2 separate regions of the Homo sapiens genome follow, and region 2 is linked to region 1. A link is an interaction called in ENCODE POLR2A ChIA-PET data of the cell type or tissue named here. Cell type or tissue: PC-9. All regions are shown on one strand.

Region 1 (4,000 bases):
CAAGTCAAAATGACATAGGAACTATTTTGAGGGCTCCCACTGGCCCGATCAGGGAGAATTTAAGCATCAAAATAAATAATGGTAGCCATGAATTATGACCCATTGAGTAAATAAATAAAATTCATATTGATATAGTTTATGCTGATATAGATAAATGAATAAATAAATAGAGAAGGGAAAACTTTTATTTACAGTAAAATGCCAACAGATGAATATAGAAGTAATTATTAAATTAGGAAAAAACACCCTTTGACAACCATCATAGTAAAAATTGATTCAAGAAAGGATCATCAATAGACGCTAAAATTTGTGGGTAAAAATTTGATGAAAAAATGAGGAATTTACATAGTTTTAAAGTATCTCCCTATAAAATACTTATTAATTACAAAGGGAAAAATACTGAGTCTACACTAAGAAACATGGCAGGCACCATCTTAACTAAGTGATCAAAGTTACCACCACCAGTAATAGGACAAATAGACAACATATGCCTCCCCGTAAGGATAAGACATCCTTTCTGGTATTCCTGTCAAATAATTAGATTCAATAACCTGAATCTATCATGAAGAAATGATAGACAAATCCAAATTGTGGGGTGTGATCCTGTCTCCTGACATTACCATCCACGTATACTGCCCTCCTACACTGAAAAGGGCTGATCTGTACAATCAATTGGATATTCTGGAGTTAACATATTGTGATTTCTGAGGACAGGTCACAAAGGACATTATGGCTTCTTCTTTCTTGTTCTCAGAGACGCTAGCTGGCATGTCACGAGGACACTCAACACACAAGCAGCGAGCCCTATGGCAAAATCCACGTGGTGAAGAATGAAGCTTCCAGCCAAAGGCTGGTAAGTGAGCCATCTTAGATGTGGATTCGCCTATCCCAGTTAACCCTTCAGATGACTGCACCTCCAGCTGGTGTCTTAACTGCAATCTCCTGAGCGATCCCAAGCCAGAACCACCTGACCGACCCACAGAAACTGTGAGATCATAAATGTTTATTCTTGCTTTACACCACTACCTTCAGGGTAATTTGTTATTATAATAGATAACGGACTTAAAAGTCATTCTCCAAAAATAATTGTGGTGTATTCGTCAAAAATGTAAAGGTCATGCAATACCAAAAATGCTGAGGACATTTTTCCAGAATAAAGAACTGGGGGTGGGGGGAAGGCATAATGATCAAACACAATACATGATCCTGAAATGATTCTGGACCAGGAAAAACAAAGGTTGGTTTCTATTGTTGTTATTGTTTTTACCATAACACAGGTTATTGAGATGATTGTCAAAATTTAAATACAGATGGTAGCTTATAGTCTTGTGTCAATGTTAAGTTCTTATTTTTGATCATTGCACTCTAGTTATGGAACAGAAAGTCCTTAGTGAACCATTTAGAATAGGAATAAATGCTAGATGGTTCCAAAGTAATAATTATATAATTATAATTATATAATCACATATATGTACATATATGTCTATAGAGAAAGAATAGAGAATGGTAAAGAAAATACAGCAAAATGTTAACATGCAGAGAATCTGGGTGACAAGTATATGGGAATTCTCTGCAGTACTCTTGAAACTTTTCTGTAGAGATTACTTCAAAATAAAGAACAGAGCAGAAGTGGCTGCTGTTCCTAAATTCCCTAAGTAAACTTACACTGCTTTTTCAAACTGGGAGATGAATCCACTAATAGGTTTTGAAATGAGTTTGGTGGATTTCTAATAAGAATAGGATAGCCTAGCCTAGTCTAGCATAACACAGCATGGCACAGAGGACGAACATTGTAGATTACTAAGGGTGAGTACTAACTTGTGAAAGTTTTGTTTAAGTTCTAGTAAGAGAAACAAGTGAGTGTAGTGGGTTGCGTGGTCAAAAAAGTGGGGAAGCCACCGCAACGAGGGGTGAGTCTGAGCCAAAGAGTGGCTCAGAGCTCCCCGCCCACCTCGTGCCGGGCCGTCCCTCCCGCTTGTCCCACCCTCACCGGCGCCGCGTCAGCCCCCAGGCCGCCTGCAGGTGTGCGCTCAGAACTAGCACGTGTGCCGGACACTATTTAAGGGCCCGCCTCTCCTGGCTCACAGCTGCTTGCTGCTCCAGCCTTGCCCTCCCAGAGCTGCCGGACGCTCGCGGGTCTCGGAACGCATCCCGCCGCGGGGGCTTCGGCCGTGGCATGGGCGCCGCGGGCCTGCTCGGGGTTTTCTTGGCTCTCGTCGCACCGGGGGTCCTCGGTGAGCTGGGAGGGGGAGCACGGAGGTGGGGACGCGTCCCGGGCAGGGAAAGTTTCTGTGCCGCGATGCAAAGCAGGGGGCCAAAAGCGAGACGGTGGGGGCAGTGCTCGACGCGTGTCCGCCTCCCGCTAGCTTTGAGGGACCACTGCAATAAACCGCCTGGTCCTGATTGTCCCCACTGGCCCCTCCGGGAGCTGGGACCTCCAGAATTGGAGGCTGCGCCACAGAGGGGCGCTGTCTGGTCGGCCCGGTGTGGCTGGCGGCGTGCGGGTGCTCGCGGTCTCCTGCCGGGCTCCCCGCCCCCAGGATTCTGCAGGTGCTCATCGCTCTCTGGCCGGCGGTCAGCGCTACCGCTCGCCACGGGAAACCTACCCACTGCATGAGGCACCAGCTAGCCACGTGAGGCTGTTTCTGTACACCCGAACCGCGCTCTTGCCCAGCAAAAGCGGCAGAACCTCGGCTCCCTTCCCTAAATAAGAGTAAGACCTGGTTCCCAAGCATGGGTCTCAGATTTTCTGAACTCTAATGTGATATTGGTAGAGATCCTAAACATTAACCATCCGTAGTTATTTTTGAGACATGGATTAAAACTATTGTTTTCTTCTTGTTATTAACCTACTGTAATGGTGTGGACGTCCGCAAAGGTCTCATTCACCGTTTATTATATCTTTTTTTCCTCCAGATTGGCTTGATTTTAAAGAAAGATTATAATTAAGATTAGCGTCTCTTGGCTACAGGATGGGTCTAAGTTTCTAATTATCTCCACGGTACCGTGCATTCCTAGTTTATAAGACGTTTACTGTGTGCAGACCTCAATAACTGGGTGACTTTTGGCAAGTCATTTAGCTCCCTGATCTTCAGTTTCTTCATCTGTAAAATGAAACTAGTGATTAACTGGCCTTCCACCTCACTGAGCTGCCCTGAGCACAGATGAAACTAAGCAAAGAAAGTTGGATGTTAGTCGTTACTACTAAATATCAGTAATAAGCCTCCTGTACAGACTTGATTTTATGGAGCCAGCATTTAAGCTAACAAGCTGGGTGTCCAATTGTTTCTATGGACATCCAGCTTATTGAGGTGTCTGGAATACAGCACATATTAGTTTATTACAACTTTTTGCTTTCCTGACATTTTACTGTCTCCTGACCCTTAAACCTTTCTCCAGACCATTATCTTCATCTCTTTTCTTTTTCTGCATATTAACTCCCTTTGAACAAATGTATATTCACACTTTTTCTAAGAGCAGAGTACGTCCCTGACTTCTCACCTATTTCTAAATTTCAAAGAGGATATTATCAACTGAAAATCAAATTCTTCACCAGTCCTGCCAATTCAGGGCCACAGCAGCAGCATCATGTAGGTCACTTAACTGGAGCCCCATGAAATACCAGGTCTACCTATCAGCCATTCAAGCTACTGTGCTTCTGTTGTTTGTCCATTTCTCATTTTTGTACCAGTATTCCCATCCTAAGCATTATAATTACCTGTGTAACAACCTCATCTCTTTTAAGAGATTTTGGTTCTTATGATTGGAAAGGTTAAAGAGTGACCTATAGGTCACTTTCCAATTATGAAAACAAAAAATTAAGAAATATATATATTTTCATTATTTCACTCCATTGTTCAAAAATCTAAAAGGCCTCCAGTGGAAGAAAATCTGGTGTCTTCAGCCTTTCTAGCCCTTTGGAATGGGATCTCACCGAAGCTCACACCCCCTGATTTCTCCAGCTGCCTGTCTTGTATGCGCTGCTCATGGTCTTCCCCAC
Region 2 (4,000 bases), 65 kb after region 1:
AATATTGCTGGATTCAGTTTCATAATATTTTGTTCAGAAAATTTGCATTTATATTCTCAAGAGATCTTGGGTTATAATTTGCTTTTATTTTAATGTCCTTATCAGGTTTGGGCATCAAGATTATGTTGGCCTGATAAAATGTGTTAAAAATTATTTATTTTTTCTAGTGTCTGGAACAATTTGTGTAACATTATTTTTCCTTATATGTTTGGAAGAATTCAGCAGTGAAGCAATCTGGACCTGAGGGTTTGTTGTTGTTGTTGTCAGGATTTAATATCTTTAATAGCTGTAAAACTATTATTTTATATCTTATTGAATTAGTTTGGGTAAGTTATATTTTTCAAGGAATTTACTCATTTTATTTAGATTTCCTAGGTTATCAGCATAATGCTGTTTATTATAGTCTCATATTAGCCTTTGGATGCCTGTAAGTTCTGTAGTGATACCCTTACACTCATTAATTTCTGATATTGGTAATTTCTTTTGCTTCTTTTTCCTTGATTAGTTTTACCGGGGCTTTATCAATTTTACTAAGCTTTTCAGAAAAACAACTTTTAACTTTCTTGTTTTTTCTTTAGTTTATGACTATTTTCTCTTTTATTGATTTCTGCTTTAAGCTTTGTGTATTCCTCCAGTCCTAAATTCTTGATACTAATTAATTTGTTTCCAACCTTTATTTTTCTAATATGTACATTTAACCTATCAATTTTTCTCTAAAACTGTTTTATTTATTTCCAACAATCTTTATATTTTTATTATCATTGTACATAAAAGCTTTCTAATTTCACTTTTAATATCTCCTCTGACCCATAGGCTGTTTAGAAGGGCATTGCTTAATTTCTAAATATTTAGAGATCTTCTAGTTATCATTCTTTCATTAATTTAATCATTTGAGACATGGTTTATTGCCCAGAATATGGACGATTTTGGTAAAATGTTACATATGCACTTGAATGTACAGTTATTTTGCTTCATTTTCTAGAAATGTCATTTAGGAAAATGTGGTTTAGAACAGTCTTTTTTTCCCCCTCCACTTGTTCTCTCAGTTATGGAGAAGCATGTGTAAAATATCTGTATTAGTTTCCCAGGGCTGCTGTAACAAATTACCACAAACTTAGTGGCTTCAAAGAAGAGAAATTTACTCTCTTAACAGTTTGGAGGCCAGAAATCCAGTTAAGATGTCAATAGGATTGGTTCCATCTGCAAGCTGTTCTGTGCCTCTCTCCAGGCTTCCTTCCAGTGGCTGCTGGCAATCGTTGATGTTCCTTGGCTTGTAGATGCATCATTTCCTTCTCTGTCTCCATCTTCTCATCGCCTTCTCCTCTGTGTGTGTCCTTTGCTCTTCTGTCTCCTATAAAGACACTGGACATGGATTTAGAGGCCACCCTGGCAATCCAGAATGGTCACAGCTCGAGATCATTAACGTGATTGTATCTACAAAGACTCTCCAAACTGGGTCATATTCACAGGTTTCAGAGATCAGGACACAGATATTTTTTAAGGAGGACAGTGGTTATTCAACCCATTACAATCCCCAACTACAACTATGAATTTGTCTGTCTTTCCTCTTTGTTCTAGCAATTTTTACTTTATGTATTTTAAACATGTTATTAAATGCATGAAATTTTTGGTTTATTCTTTCTGCTGAATTGACTATTTTATCATAATGAAATGTCTCTCTTTACCTCTCATAATACTTCTTACCTTAAAATCTACTTTGCATATTAATACAGCTATATAAGCTTTCTTTATTGTTTTTATATTATATGTGTTTTAAATCTTTTACTTTCAGCCCTTCTTTGTCTTATATTTAAAGCTTGTCTCTTATAAACATCATATAGTAAGGTTTTGTTGTTTTATTCAGTCTTAGTTGTTCATTGGTGTGTTTGGAACATTAAAATTTAATAATAAAAATTAAAAATAAATAAATTTAATATAGTTACTGATATAAAGTCTAAGTCTTGGTATTTGTTTCATGTGTTTGTTCCTTTATTCCTCATTTCTCACATTTTTTAATTCATCAAGTATTTTTATTATTCTATTTCCCCAGTAGCTTTTAAGTTATATTCCATTTTTTATTCTTAAATGACTACTCTAGAGATAGACATCCTTGATTTACTATAGTCTGCTAAAATTGTACTTTTACCACTCTCCAAACAACGCAAGTACCGAAACTATTAATAGTTAATTCCATTTATGTCCTCCCCCTCTTTTTGTATTGTTGCCATACGTTTTGCAAAAAGAAAAGCTTCAGCTGAATTAAATTTAAAAGAGTTTAATTGAGCAATGAACGATTCGCAAATCAGGCAGCCTCCCGAGCCAAAGTAAGCGCAGAGACTCCAGCCCAGCTGCAATGGGGGAAGAGGATTTACCGACAGAAAAAGGAAACTGACGTACAGAAAACAGAAGTGAGGTACAGAAACAGCCGATTGGTTATAGCTCAGCGTTTGCCTTATTTGAAAACAGTTCAAACAGTTGGCCACATTTGATTGGCCAAAACTCGGTGATTGGCGTAAGAGTAGTCTGCGGTCTGTTTACATCTTCACTTGTTATAGTTTGCAGTTTACAGAGAAACCTTTAGGCTGAGCTTAAACTACGTAAGGCTTTAGGCTAAACTTGATTTAACGATTTACATATATTCTATATTTCAAAGACACTGTTGTCTTTATAAAAACAGTATTTATTTATATTTACACCTTAGTGAATTCTTAGAATTTTTATGTTGCCTCAGCATCCATTTAGAATATGTTTAGCTTTCTCATGCCAGAAGCAGGGCTTAGTCACCCTTAATGCCCTTTCTAGTTCTGTACCTCCTCCCAATTTTGCAACGTGGTCGAGCCAGATATCTGCCTTATACAACTGCCTCCTGGTGACCACCTCTCTATGGGACAGCTAGATAAAACCTACTTGACTAGCGTCCCTGACCTCTGTGCCCTGCATGGACTTCGCAGATATGCTGCCGTGACCACCTCTCAGTCGCAGCACGACTGCCTGGAACATGTGCCTGCTTTCTTTAAACTCACCAATTAGAACTCCCCATGGGAGATACCTTGGCTTGTAGATGCAAGATGCTGGGTCATACTCTGGTCCCCAATAAAGGCATTGGCTGATGGGTCCCCTTCTCTCTGTCTGTCTCCTCGCGCTGACCAACCTCTGTGTGATCTTCAGGCGTGCCATACCCCCAGCCCGTAATAAAATCTTTACTGCCATCTTGTGTTTCTTGTAATGACTGAAGAGGTTTTCTCTATCATAAAGATCCTAAATGAAAACATACCCGCATATGAGCTCTTTCTGGTGTGTTTCCTTCTTATTGCAATTCTGTCAATTCTATATGAAACTATTTTCCTTCAGCCTGAAAAAGTCTCTTTGGCATTTTTGTATTGTAGAGCTTCTGACAACAAATTCTTTAAACATTTTTCTAAGTGTGGTTCCTCTGAAGGTTATTGTCCATGTTTCCTGGCTGCTTTTAAAATGGATTACACTTTAAAACAGATTTTTTACAATATTATTGTGTTGTGTCTAGGTAAGAATTTCTTTGTATTGCTTGGGTTTGCACATTTTTTTTTTTTTGGTTGTTTTTTTTTTTTTTTTTTTTTTTTTGACAGAATTTCACTCTTATCACCTGGGCTGGAGTGCAGTGGTGGGATATCTCGGCTCACTGCAACCTCCGCCTCCGGGGTTCAAGTTATCCTCCCACTTCAGCCTTCCAAGTAGCTGCAATTACAGGCCTGTGCCTCCATGCCTGGCTAATTTTTACCCTTTTAGTAGAGATGGGTTTTCACCATGTTGACCAGGCTGGTCTCAAACTCCTGACAAGAGGTGATCTGCCCACCTCGGCCTCCCAAACTGCTGGGATTACAGGCATGAGCCACCGTGCCAGGCCTGTATAGCCTTTTGAACCTGTAATTTAATGATGTCTTGCATCAGTCTTGGAAAATTCTCAGTTATTAATTCTTCAAATGTTGTTTATGCTCAGTTCTCTCTCTCTTCTCATCGAGGG

What was found. Peaks named below come from ENCODE experiments on the same cell type or tissue, not always from the same donor. Only the 100,000 strongest peaks of a DNase experiment are listed, where the experiment ranks them.
Region 2: POLR2A ChIA-PET joins it to region 1 with 8 read pairs; 4 of 35 experiments call an interaction of 5 or more read pairs at or near these places.

The regions. Positions count from the first base shown.
Region 1 is chr1:207,452,243-207,456,242 of GRCh38, forward strand. CR2 (complement C3d receptor 2) reads left to right here and starts at 2,086. Exons shown (of 20, transcript NM_001006658.3): 1 at 2,086-2,234. The coding sequence starts at 2,177. RefSeq lists silencers at 1,925-2,154, 2,535-2,644. In PC-9, a CTCF peak has its summit at 2,409; a DNase peak (open chromatin) is centred at 2,019; H3K4me3 peaks cover 2,018 bases.
Region 2 is chr1:207,517,394-207,521,393 of GRCh38, forward strand. All of the region lies in intron 4 of CR1 (complement C3b/C4b receptor 1 (Knops blood group)), which reads left to right. Among named protein-coding and RNA genes, the nearest start is that of CR1, 23 kb to the left of the region's middle. In PC-9, no CTCF peak of the experiment used is centred here; no DNase peak of the experiment used is centred here.